Linked DNA regions of Homo sapiens: regions 1 and 3 are each linked to region 2. Evidence: chromatin contacts called from ENCODE Hi-C data. All regions are on one chromosome and are shown on one strand. Each heading gives the region's core, a stretch centred on a gene start or an enhancer-like site at or near the end of the contact. The rest is flanking DNA. Distances are from core to core; before and after follow the strand shown.

Region 1 (4,044 bases), core at 737-3,236, 1.1 Mb after region 2:
TTCCCCCAGAAGAGTAAATTCAAATGTTAAGATATCCATATCTTCAACTTTGTTCAGAATATAAAACGATTTTAAACTAGCTAAAAATAATAAGGGTAATATGTGAAAACTACATACAGGTATAAAGAATTACAGACTTTACGGAAAGGTTTAAAATGAAAAGTAATTCTTTCCCTGAATCCAATCCCATTCCCCAAAGGCAACCACTGTTAATAGTTACTTGTCTGTCATTCCCATTAACTTATACACATATATGTATCTCCTCTCCCTGCCTCACACAATGGGCATGTGGTGGGCCTACGCTCTACCTAACATTCTGTGGCTTGATTGCTTTTTGTTTTCATTAAACATTATCCCTTGGGGATTTTTAAGTATCAGCACAGATAACTCTTCTTGTTCTTTCTGACAGCTGCACAGTGTTCCTTTATACAATATGACAACTCACTTACATAGCATCCTATTGATAGACATTTCAGTTATTTCCAGTTTGTGCAATTACAAATTCTACTTAATATTCTTGTGTATGGACAAGTTTTTGCATGTGGATAAAAGAGTATGTGTGGTTTAAATTTTGATATTATCAGATACCACCCAAAGAGGGTACCTCTTCTAATGTGTATGGTGGTGTCCAGTCCCCTAAACCCACCCCAACCCTATACTGACCTTAAAAGAAGTCCCTAACAGTATAATAGGTAAAATTAGTATCTCCTTTAATTAACTCTTTAAGTTTGAGCACTTTTGTCCTATAATTGGTTTACATTTCTGTTCCTGTTATTTGCCCATTTTCCCTTTTGTTTTTCTTATTGAAAAATATTGATCTTATTGACATGTAATGTCTTTTAACATGAGGGAAGTTAACCCTTTGTCTATCATCCCTGGCAAATATTTTTTCCAAGCTTGTTTTGTAGTTTAACTTTGTTTTGGGGAGTTTTTTTTTCTTATTCTTTTTTTTCTTTCTTTCTTTTTTTTTTTTTTTTTTTTTTTGAGATGGAGTTTCACTCTGTTGCCTAGGCTGGAGTGCTGTGGTGCAATCTTGGCTCACTTTAACCTCTGCCCCACCAGGTTCAAGCGATTCTCCTGCCTACAGGCACCTGCCACCATGCCTGGCTAATTTTTGTATTTTTAATAGAGATGGGGTTTCACCATATTGGTCAGTCTGGTCTCGAACTCCTGACCTCAAGCGATCTGCCTGCCTTGGCCTCCCAAAATGCTGGGATTACAGACGTGAACCACTGTGCCCGGCCAGGAGGTTTTTTCTTTATAGCAGTTTTAAGTTTTTATATTCAGATTTATCAATCTTTCTCTTTATAGCTTCTCTCCCACGCTAAAATTTTAAAAAATTCTACAGTATTTTCTAGTAGTTTACTTTTTATGTTAAAATGTTTCAGCCACCTGAAATTGACAGGCCTGCCCTCTATGATAATAGCTGCTACTAACTAGTCCTCCTCACACCCTTTCACTCACCGGTCTCAGCACTCTGCACACCTCGCGGAGAATCCGCTCCTGGTTCTTCACAGAGCACAGCACCAGGGTGCAGACCACCACATCCACAGAGCCATCAGCCACCTGGTGCATGTTCTCCCCGGCAGCTACCACAAAGCGCTCAAACTGCAGGTGTCGGTTCTCTGCAATGCTCTTGATCAAAAACTTCTCAAAGTTGGGGTTGGGGTCAATACAGGTCACCCTGCACCCAGGTGGGTAGAACTTGAAGTTGGCCCCCGTGCCACAGCCCACTTCCAGCAGGGAGAGTTTCCCGGAGGGGCCCGCAAACTCCTGCAGGTTACTGAAGAGCTCCCGCTTCTTGCTTGCCATCTGTTCGTTGTATATCACAGTGAACCTCACCAAGAAGTAGGGGAACCATTTTTTGCATATCCAGCTCCACAAGCCCAGAAAGTTCAGCAGGTACAAGGGAAATGTCAGGATGTAAATGGCCAGTCTCAGGATAAAGATGGTAAGCTCCATTGCTCAGAAGGGAAAAAAACAGATCAACAGTTAGAGACCCGACTCCTTTAATTGCAGGAGAGAGGCTTCTGGCCACACTCCAGAGCCAATCAGCTGCAGAGGAGAAAAAGAACTGGCTGTGCTGGAAAGTCAAATCATGGGCAAGAGGCCAATTTTGCCTAATAGATGTTTGGCAGCAGTCGATTCAGCTTAGTTTTCATAAGGCAAAATGAGAAGGTTCCCAGCTTTTCCTCAGAAGGAAAGTGGATTATAATCCTTTATTCCTAATCGATTCCTGTTTCCCCTTCTCTGGGTTTGGAGACAGCTGCTAGCTTCCTGCTAGAGTTTTATAAGCGCAGTGTACTTACACCCCACCGGGCTCTCCAGTGACCTCTAAAAGAAAACAGAATTCGTGGGTGGAGCCTGGTCAAACCACACCAGAAGAGTGCTGCCAAGGCCCCTTTATCATAACACATCCCCCTTACTTCCCCCGCCCAAACCCTGTTTTTTTTTTTTTTTTTTTTTTTTTTAAAAAAAAAAAAAGGAAGTGAAAGGACATGCATGCCCGGCCACAGTCAGCAAGAATTCTCTCTTTTACATTCTGGGCAGAGGCTCTCAGTGTTCACAACTCAACGTTTTTGTAAACCAAAAATAATGTTCTAAGGCCTCTAACCATCTGAATGGACTTTCTCCTTGGCCAGGGCGCTTTTAAAATTTAACTTGAGAGATTGTTTCAGGCCATGAGGGGAAGTGGGGGTCAGATATGCCTCATTATACCTCAAGCCGGCATTCACATCAACGCAGACCTTAAGTACATTTACAATCTATTCTCTCTGAAGCCTGCTACTTGGAGGCTTCATCTGCATAATAAAACTTCAGTCTCCACAACTCTTATTGCAACCCAGACATTTCCTTTCTATTGATCCCAGGTCTTTAGATAAACTCAACCAATTGTCAACCAGAAAAATTTAAAACGTACCTATAACCTGGAAGCTCCCTGCCTCGCGTCGGGTTGTCCTGCCTTTCTGGACTGAACCAATGTATTTCTTAAATGTATTTGATTGAAGCCTCATGTCTCCCTAAAATGTAGAAAACCAAGCTGTACCCTGACCACCTTGGGCACATGTTCTCAGGATTTCCCGAGGGCTGTGTCACAGGACATGGTCACTCATATTTGGCTCAGAATAAATCTCTTTAAATATTTTACAGAATTTGACTCTTTTTGTTGATATTTTAAAATCACTGTTTTGGGCTGTACTTCCCCTTTTAAAACAATTTTTGGCTCAAGGAAGTCAGTTTGTGGGCTGCCCTTCTTTTAAAGGACAAGCCTCAGTCTTCAAAATGTGCCTAACTACTCGATTACTCAGCTAATTTGGATAAAAATATTTCCCAGAATATTCACATTTGGGAGCCAAAGGGATTCAGAAAATAGTTTCAAGCATCCATCCGCTTTTTACAAGAAAGCCCGAATCTGGGCACAGTGGTGGGTGCCCATGGTCTCAGCTACTGAGGAGCTAAGACAGAAGCATACCTTGAGCCCAGGAATTCAAATCCTGTCTGGGCAACATAGTGAGACTCTATCTCTTTAAAAAAAAAAAAAAAAAAAAGAAAGAAGAAAAAGAAAAAGGCCTGAGCTTTAGGGTGGCTAGGGAACACAGAAAAAAATAATTTTTTAAAAATAGTAAACATTTACTTTAAAAAACTGGGTGATGGATACAGGGAGTGTTCTGTTGTTTCATGATTTGTTATAACCTGCATGTATTTTATAAATATTGTATCTATTCCATTTTTAACAGATTTTTTTAGGTGGAATTGACATATAATAAACTTTACATATTTAATGTGTACAGTTTGATAAGTTTTGACATATCTATATACCTGTGAACCCATCACTTCAGCCAAGATAAATGAACATATCCATCACCCCTAAAAGATTACTCTTGCTCCATTGTGATCCTCCCTTCTGCATTCCTAATCCTGAGGCAATCAGTGGCCTGTTTTCTGTCTGTGGCCTGTTTCCTTTCCTTTTTTTTTTTTTTAAATGAGCAGCAGCAAGATTTATTGTGAAGAGCGAAAGAACAAAGCTTCCACAGTGTGGAAGGG
Region 2 (4,447 bases), core at 1,923-4,422:
AACCATGGAGAGCTGCTGCTGCCCATACACATTTCTAGGTAATCTACCAGAGGGCTGAGCCAGGCGGAGAGATGGGGAAAGAGTGAACACAAACAGGAAACGTGTATGATTAGCTACTCCTTATCTAGGCAATTTCTCCTCTCAGTAAGCACGGATGATAGATTTGAATGTAAATGTTTGACCAGATTTACCAACTCTTCAGCCAGCCACCTGTGGGCCGATCCACCCACATCTGCTTTATTTTGGTGGAGGAAGGAAAGAGGGCAGAGAACATGAAAGTGTGGGCTCATGTGCTGGGGGCCACCTTCTGGCTGTTCTGCTTATTAGCCACTAGAGGGCAGTGCTGTGCGGCCCATGGGTTCCCATCTCCAAAGAGAGCAATGCTCTGCTCACAAGCGAACTCCAGATGTAGAATGGAGGACCATCTATGTTTAGTCTAAGATTAACTTTACTGTCTTTATAAAACTCAACATTGCTTCATTTGACTCATTCAATGTATCTCTATATATCCAATCACCCTTACCATCACAAGTGACTCTTAACTGTCTTACTCCCACCCCCAATCAAATAATTAATACATTATTAATCCCTAGGTCTGGTAGATGGGAACTACCATTTACTGCATGCTTACTATGTATTAGGCTCCATGCTAAGGGCTTTACATAAATTATCTCACTTCCCCAAACCACCTGGAAGGTAAGGCGCTGTTATCATCCCCATTTTATAAACAAGAAAACTAAGGCTCAAAGAGGAGGTTATGTAATATTCAAATTCATACAAGCAGTAAGTGGCAAAGCAGGGCTTAAAATCTAGGACTGTCTGACTCTATAATCTATGCTTTTAATGACAACAGTATAGAACCACCAAAATGTTTCTCAAATTAGCCCCCGCCTCTCCATCTCCGTCCGCCTGTCCTACTTTTGGACCTTCTCTAAAAGACTTCCAACAGGTCTTTTGCCTCCCATCTCAGCCTGCTCTTGCCCTGTGCACCCACACACACCCCGCCTCACCCCACCCTTCCCAACAGAAGGCTGGTAGTGAATGAATTCATCCTCCACACCACTGCCAGAATTCCTTCCAAAGGAAAAAATGAACATTCATTTCCCACATGGAAACTTTCAGTAGAAGCCCCTTACCTAGAAGATAAAGGTCAGCCCTCAAGATCCTGTACACCTGGGGCAGCCTGACGTCCCCCTGCTTCCCCAGCACAAGCACATCATGCTGGTCTCCTCATCATAAAAGTTCTTTAAACATACAGTGGACCTTCATGCCTTTGTCTTTTTACTCAAGGTATTTTCATTGGCCTGGAATGTTCTTTGCCCTCTCGCCTCTCTTAAAAATTCCAACTCATTCTTCAAGACTCCTTTTTTTTTTTTTTTTTGAGATGGTGTCTCGCTCTGTCACCCAGGCTGGAATGCAATGGTATGATTTCGGCTCACTGCAACCTCCACCTCCTAGGTTCATGTGATTCTCCTGCCTCAGCCTTCTGAGTAGCTGGGATTACAGGTGCCCGCCACCACACCCAGATAATTTTTGTATTTTTAGTAGAGATGGGGGTTTCATCATGTTGGTCAGGCTGGTCTCGAACTCCTGACCTGAGGTGATCTACCCGCCTCGGCCTCCCAAAGTGCTGGGATTACAGGTGTGAGCCACCGTGCCTGGCCTTTTTTTTTTTTTTTTTTTTGAGACGGAGCTTTGCTCTTGCTGCCCAGGCTGGAGTGCAATGGCATGATCTGGGCTCACTGCAACCTCTGCCTCCCGGGTTCAAGCAATTCTCCTGCCTCAGCTTCCCAAGTAGCTGGAATTATAGGCGTGTGCCACTACACCCGGCTAATTTTTTGTATTTAGTAGAGACGAGGTTTCACCATGTTAGTCAGGCTGGTCTCAAACTTTTGACCTCATGTGATCTGCCCGGCCTCAAGACTCCTTTAAATGTGCCCTCCTCTGTGAGACTCTTCCCAACAATTCCTGTCTCTCTGATCCAATCCTGGGTCAGCCTTTTTTTTTTTTTTTTTTTTGAGACGGAGTCTCGCTCTGTTGCCCAGGCTGGAGTGCAGTGGCGTGATCTCGGCTCACTGCAAGCTCCGCCTCCCAGGTTCACACCATTCTCCTGCCTCAGCCTCTTGAGTACCTGGGACTACAGGCGCCGCCACCACGCCCGGCTAATTTTTTGTATTTTTAGTAGAGACAGGGTTTCACCATGTTAGCCAGGATGGTCTGGATCTCCTCTGACCTCATGATCCACCCACCTCAGCCTCCCAAAGTGCTGGGATTACAGGCGTGAGCCACCGCGCCTGGCCGGGTCAGGCTCTTTCTAATCTGTTTAAAACCATATCACCCAGAAGGTATTCAGTATATACTTATTTAAATGAATTGAAAGTCATATGAGCAGCATGGACTTACTACTTTAAAAACCACATTATTAGAAACCTAACACCTTGGAAGCTCTGCATATTCTGAATGAAGAATATACTAAACCACTCAGAGGGAAATAGTTATTAACCATTTTACCACAGACGACTAAACAACTACCATGGCCCTTCCCTTGTTTCAGCTGGTCTGGGTCTTAAAAAGACTTTGGAAAACCCAATCTACCCTCCTCTAGCAGCAAATCAATTCCCACAGTCAGCCAGGAGGTTCTAACCACTGCCCTACCTCTTTCAACAAGGAACAAGCCCTAGATTTTTGCTGTTTCTAAAAATATGCAGCTTTTAAATATATCCATCATTTTGGTGCTCTCTACTGCAGAGCTTAATAAAAGCAAAGCCACTGAAATTCAGGAGATGTCACAGCTCAAAGTACTCCCGTGTCAAGCAGAATGTCTGGGCATGACTGATGGCATAATTTCCCCACAGAACAACAGTCTTGTCCCACGTCAAGGAAACATACATAAAAACACGCAAAGTTCTCACAAATAAGATCCTCTGCGTTTTAGCTAGAATGGCAACAGTGATCTTTGTGGATGTTTTTTTTCTTTTTTAAGAATGGACTTGAAGCCAAGAATTTGAGACCAGCCTGGGCAACAAAGTGAAACCTTCCACAAAAAAAAAAAAAAAAAAAAAAATTGCCAGGCTTGGTGGCACATGCCTGACATCTCAGCTACTCAGGAGACTAAGGTGGAGGATCTCTTGAGCCCAGGAGGTTAAGGCTGCAGTCAGCTGTGATTGCACAATGGCACTGCAGCCTGGGCAACAACAGAGCGAGACCATATCTTAAAACAAAAAAAAAAAAAAAAAAAAAGGAATGCAATACCATTGTCACAAAAATAATGGTTTATCTTCATTAAAAAAATTCTTTACGAGGCAGGCGGATCACTTGAGGTCAAGAACACAAGACCAGCCTGACTGATGTGGCGAAACCTTGTCTCTACTAAAAATACAAAAATTAGTCGCTGTGGTGGCGCATTCCTGTAATCCCAGCTACTCAGGAGGCTGAGGCAGGAGAATCACTTGAACCAGGCAGGTGGAGGTTTCAGAGAGCGGAAATTGCGCCACTGCACTCCTGCCTGGGAAACAGAGCAAGACTCTGTTTCTAAATAAATAAATACATAAATAAGTAAGTAAAAAAATTCTTTTGCATTCATGTTCACATTTAATAGCTAGCTGAGCTATACCCTGAGACCTAAACAACCCCGAGCTCCTTTATCTTAAATTCTCGTCTTATGCCAAGGTCCAGTGTTTGGTTCATTTCCCTCATCTGAGAAAGACTTGGTCAACAAAAGGCAGTACAGGAAATAGTGCTGATGCTATGCTGGAGGCCCACACTGCCTTTATTTTCACCCCCACCAAAAACCCTTGGGCAACTGGTACAAGTCAATGATTCACCAAATCCCAACTCTAAGCTTTACTGGATGTCCTTAAACTCCCCTTGTGGTTGCTCAGAGATCAATGATTAGCTGTCACCACCTCACAGGAATCTGGCACACTCCTGTTTCTCAAAAGGGGCCCTGAAATTGAGCACTCCACTGCTCAGGTGGGACCAGCTGAATTTTAATAGATGTACGTACAGTTGCAAAGCTTAGAGAGGCAGGACTTCTGTAGTGGATAATTGTGTACTAGACCTTGGGAATCCCACGGAATGAGAGATTTTCTGTGAACCCATTATCTTATCTTATTACACGTCAGACTCCAAAAGAAGGGGAACTAGGAAACCAAATGACTCAATGCTGGTAGAAACAAATGCAGGGCCTCCAGCCTTCTCTACAAGCACTCTATCCTGCTGGGAAACTGATGAAAGCCAACCACAGACATGATGCCCTGAAGAACTTGGTACCTGAGCCAGACCCTGAGGTGGAGAGATCGTAGACAAGATCCTGGAGCGTCTTGTCTTTGGAGAGACACATCTCACATGAGGGATCTTCCATGTCCAGTCTCTGGCGGTTGTGATAGACACGCTGATGATAGTTAATGACAAGGAAAACAATGATGATGATGAGGAACAGGAGGAA
Region 3 (4,297 bases), core at 1,573-4,072, 1.2 Mb before region 2:
GTCTAGCTTGGTGTGGGTTCTTATGTTGGATCCTGTGGATCTCTGGGAGGGCATGAATGGACTTCAGAGGTCTGTAAGCCTGTCTCCACCTCCAGTTATGCATATGTGCATATCTGCTTTTCTCTGGGGAAGGAGTCCATTGAAGTTTTATTTATCTTTTTGTTTTTCATTTTTTTTCTTGAGACGGAATTTCACTCCTGTTGCCCAGTCTGGAGTGCAGTGGTGTGATCTTGGCTCACTGCAACTTCTGCCTCCCGGGTTCAAGCGATTCTCCTGCCTCAGCCTCCCAAGTAGCTGGGATTACAGGGGCGCACCACCATGCTCAGCTAATTTTTGTATTTTTAGTAGAGATGGGGTTTCACCATGTTGGCTAGGCTGGTCTCGAACTCCTGACCTCAAGTGATCCACCTACTTCAGCCTCCCAAAGTGTTGAGATTACAGGCGTGAGCCACCATGCCTGCCCTGAAGTTTCATTTAGTTCTCATGAGGGCTCCTGGCCCCAGAAGAGAAGAAGCCCGCATCTAAGCTACAGTGTTACTGTTTTACACCAGCCCCTCACCCAGGGAGCCCTCTGGCCTTCTGTCCCCAACCACCCTGCTATCACCTTATACCTTACTCCCCCCACCCTCTCTGTTCCCACTCTTCACCCCATGACCTCCACTCACTGCCACCTGCACTGTTACCTTCTTTCCGAATATCTGTCCTTGCTCCCACACGCCTTCCCTCTGCAACACGCCTTTGCAGTGCCTTTGGCCTCTACTGCTGCACCCTGTACTCTTCCCTTCGCCCTCTGTGACTCCCCTCAAGCCCCTCCTCCGTGTCCTACCTTCCCTGGGACAGTGCCTTGCCTACCTTGTTCCTGGCTCTCTTCATTGGTGACCTGTGGTTATGACAAAAAAGTTGAGGATGTGGGAGTAGGGGAGAGAAGAGTGGAGGGCGGAAAGCAGAAGAAGAAAGTGAAAGAAGCTCTAGAGGAAACCACAGGGCCTGTGGGGAAGGAGGGTCATTGCCGTGGTAACCCCTGGTTGTGGGGGAAGGGTATAGGTCCTGGCTATCCCATAGCCTGAGGCCAGCCAAGCCCACCCAGAGAAAGAGCCCCTCCTCTCCAATTGTCCCCTCCTAGCAGCTACACCTCTGCAATCCATCTGACATTTATTGAGCACCTACTATAAGATGGGCACTTGGCTAGGTGTGGTGGCTCCAGCAGGGAAGCCTTGTAGAGCCAGTCCCTGCCTACAAGGAGTGCTCCTTCTGGTAGGGGAGATCGACCTGTGAACACAGACCTCATGTCTAGTTCCCTCTCAAAGCTCTTAGTGATCTGTATGGGCCAGGAGCAAATCCCATTAATATTTTCCTGCTCTCCCTACGGGCTTCATCCTTGCCTTGGCTTCAGCTGTTGTTCCTGCACTCTCTGCTTCTCCCAGTTCACCTCCTCCACCCCTTTCCCAGGATCCACTACTGTGTTGGCTCCTGGTTCCCCAATCACATGCTCTGAGCCTGGCCCTATGCCTCTCTCTTCCAAGTTTCCAGTTGTGTGGACCTTGAATTTCTCAAAGCCTCTTCACTTCTCACCTCTGCTACTTCTCATCCCTACTAATTCTCTTATCAAGCCCTTACTTAGTATGTGCCAGGTAGTCTTGTAGGCAATTGATATGAATTATCTCTTTTAATTCTCACGACAATCCTGTGAGTCTTGCTGGACAGATGAGAAAACAGCTGCAGGCAGGTTTAAGTAACTCAGCTAAGCTCCTTACTACTAGTAAGTAGTAGAGCCAGGATTTGAACTCTAGCAACTTGGCTCCAGAGCCTATGTAGTCAAGCACACTTATATAATGTATCCTGGGTTTTCAAAATGAACAAGTCTGTAATTTCTGGCCTCTCTACAGTACTTACTGCCCCTATTCCCTCCTATCATGTTCCTTCCTATATAAGTAAATGGAGAGATCATGAATTTTGGAGGCAGGCAGACCTGGATTTAAATCCCAGACCAGCCGAGTGTGCCTGTAATCCCAGCTACTCAGGAGGCCAAAGTGGGAGGATTGCTTGAGTCCAGGAGTTACAGACCAGCCTGGGCAACACAGCAAGACCCTGTCTCAAAAATAAAAAACAGGCTGGGCATGGTGGCCCACACCTGTAATCCCAGCACTTTGGGAGGCCGAGGTGGGCAGATCAATTGAGGTCAAGAGTTTGAGACCAGCCTGGCCAACATGGTGAAACCCCGTCTCTATTAAGAATATAAAACGTTGCTGGGCATGGTAGTGCACCCCTGTAATCCCAGCTATTCGGGAGGCTGAGGCAGGAGAATCGCTTGAACCTGGGAGGCGGAGTTTGCAGTGAGCTGAGATTGTGCCATGGGACAGTGAGCTGAGATTGTGCCTGGGAAACAGAGCAAGACCCTGTCTCAAAAGTTAAATTAAATTAAAATAAAAAAAATAAAATAATAAAAATTTAAAATAAAAATCTTTTTTCTTTTTTTTTTTTAAATCCTAGACTAGCTACTTACTAGCTGTGGGACCTTGGGCAAAATTCTTTATTTCCTGCTTCCAAGCCTCAATCTCTGCATCTGTAAAATTGGGGCTTGGGGGAATATTAACCCCTATCTTATGAGATTGTTGTGAGGGTTAATTGTAATATGTTACGTTCAACACATGACAGGGGTTCAATAAATGGGCTTCTTTCTTCCAGATCTCTGTATTGTCCACTCCCTTGGCTCAGCCCCACCCCTATCTGCACCACCTTCTAGATCAGTCACCCCCACCAACCCCAAATCTTCCCCACCCTGGGGAGTGTCACTTCCTCCTCTGCCGTCTCCCAGATCAGTACACAAAGGCTGCTGCTGCCGCCAGAGGAAGGACTGCTCTGCACGCACCTGTGAGTACCAGGGCACCAGCCCTTCTGCCTCCTCTCCTTACAAGCTCTGGCCCACCTGGTCCCAACCTCTTGGGAAGAGGGCTCTGACCTGGATACCGAGGGTCCTGTCCAGACTTGAGAAAGGCTCTGAACTCCTTTCTGCATTCCTAAGATCCCCTGACCTGGTTCCCTCCTCCAGTTTCACAGTACCCCCACCTCCACCTCTCCAAAAGCCCAATCTCTCCTGCATCAGTTTCCCATGAGTGGGTCTGGAGGCAGGGATGTATATGAGTGCTGTCATCTGAGTGCCTGCCATGTGCCAAGGACTATACCGAAGTAGGGCAGGTATACCGATTATACTGAGGGAGGGTTCTTCCAACATCACCCCCAGCTGCTATCCCTAATGCTCTGCCTTCAGCTCAGACTTCTTCCTAATCGGCACCTTGGTCACAGACTCCACTGTCCTGGGACACTGAGGCCCAGCAGCTCAGTTCCGTCCCCTCCTTGTGACTCCCAGTGGGCAGCAGAGGGTTCTGCTTGATTTGGAAGGTAGGGATGGGTTTGGAAGAGGCTCTGTTTCTCAGCTGCTGAGGGGGGTCACAGGGTGTGTACTGGAGTCAGAATGGAGTCCAGAAAAATGGAAATAACCACTTGGTCCCAGAGAGAGAAGGGAAGACTGCAGAATACCCCTAAGGAAAGAGAAATGGGATTAGGCAGAGCCCACCAGGGCTAGTGGGGAGAGAACACAACTTTTGATGGAGATAGTGCCTGGGTTGGAGGGAGGAAAGGAGAAAGCACAGCAGAGGCCTGGCCCTGCCCTGTCCTGCCCTGCCCCTAGTTCACTGGGTGACCCTGGCCTCATGGAATTTAGGTTTCCATTTGTAAAAAGAGTGGGATGGAGTAGTAGATTCAGCCATTCTATAGTTAGGAACAGAGGGGAAAAGGAAGTAAAATAGCCCTATGAAGAAGTGGAGCAGAGAAAAGCAGCAGAGAGATGCAATAGAAGTTTTGAAATGAAAGGAGCCAGAGAGAGACAGAGAAGCAGACAGAGAAATAGGTGGCAGAACATGTATTCTCAAGGAGGGGAGAAGAGAGGATAATTGGAAAGAAAGGTAGGAAAGGGCTGTCCAGGAAGTCCCAGGGCCCCCTTTAAGGGGAGATGAGTGGGCCTAAGGTCTCTGAAAAACCTATGCGGCAGCCGGGGCTCCACTTGTGAGAGATGAGTCAAAACCCGGCTTTGGGTTGCAGCATCTCCAGCCTCCCTGACCACAGGCATGCAGAGCAAGCAGGGCTGAGGTTACGCTGAGGCTGAGCTGGGACTGGCCTCTCCCCGAGGGGTGGAGGCTCCGTTATATATGGCGCCTGAGGTCACAGGTGGTGGGGAGCAGGACCAGGACATTCAAGGACTCAACACCCCACCCCTTTCCCACACTCTGTGCAGAGTATC

The links. A loop is a pair of places that touch in the nucleus more often than their neighbours do. Pooled maps may share reads with other maps.
Region 1: a loop to region 2 is called in a map with no recorded cell type, with 4 times the contacts of the local background. The contact joins the promoter of TMT1A here to the enhancer-like site in region 2. A Hi-C loop is called at or near these places in 4 of 37 single-sample maps with no recorded cell type and 4 of 50 pooled maps.
Region 3: a map with no recorded cell type shows a loop between it and region 2 (2.7-fold over the local background). The contact joins the promoter of ITGB7 here to the enhancer-like site in region 2. A Hi-C loop is called at or near these places in 2 of 37 single-sample maps with no recorded cell type and 3 of 50 pooled maps.

The regions. Positions count from the first base shown.
Region 1 is chr12:50,922,957-50,927,000 of GRCh38, reverse strand. It overlaps TMT1A (thiol methyltransferase 1A), which reads right to left and starts at 1,986. Exons shown (of 2, transcript NM_014033.4): 1 at 1,465-1,986. The coding sequence starts at 1,962. RefSeq lists enhancers at 1,106-1,649, 2,663-2,872.
Region 2 is chr12:51,976,401-51,980,847 of GRCh38, reverse strand. ACVR1B (activin A receptor type 1B) reads right to left here. Exons shown (of 9, transcript NM_004302.5): 3 at 4,273-4,447. Among named protein-coding and RNA genes, the nearest start is that of ACVR1B, 27 kb to the right of the region's middle. RefSeq lists enhancers at 68-117, 128-177. Within about 2 kb of position 3,172, at least 3 of the 41 ENCODE cell types and tissues checked have a DNase peak (open chromatin) inside an H3K27ac peak, as active enhancers do.
Region 3 is chr12:53,205,776-53,210,072 of GRCh38, reverse strand. It overlaps ITGB7 (integrin subunit beta 7), which reads left to right and starts at 2,822. Exons shown (of 16, transcript NM_000889.3): 1 at 2,822-2,871.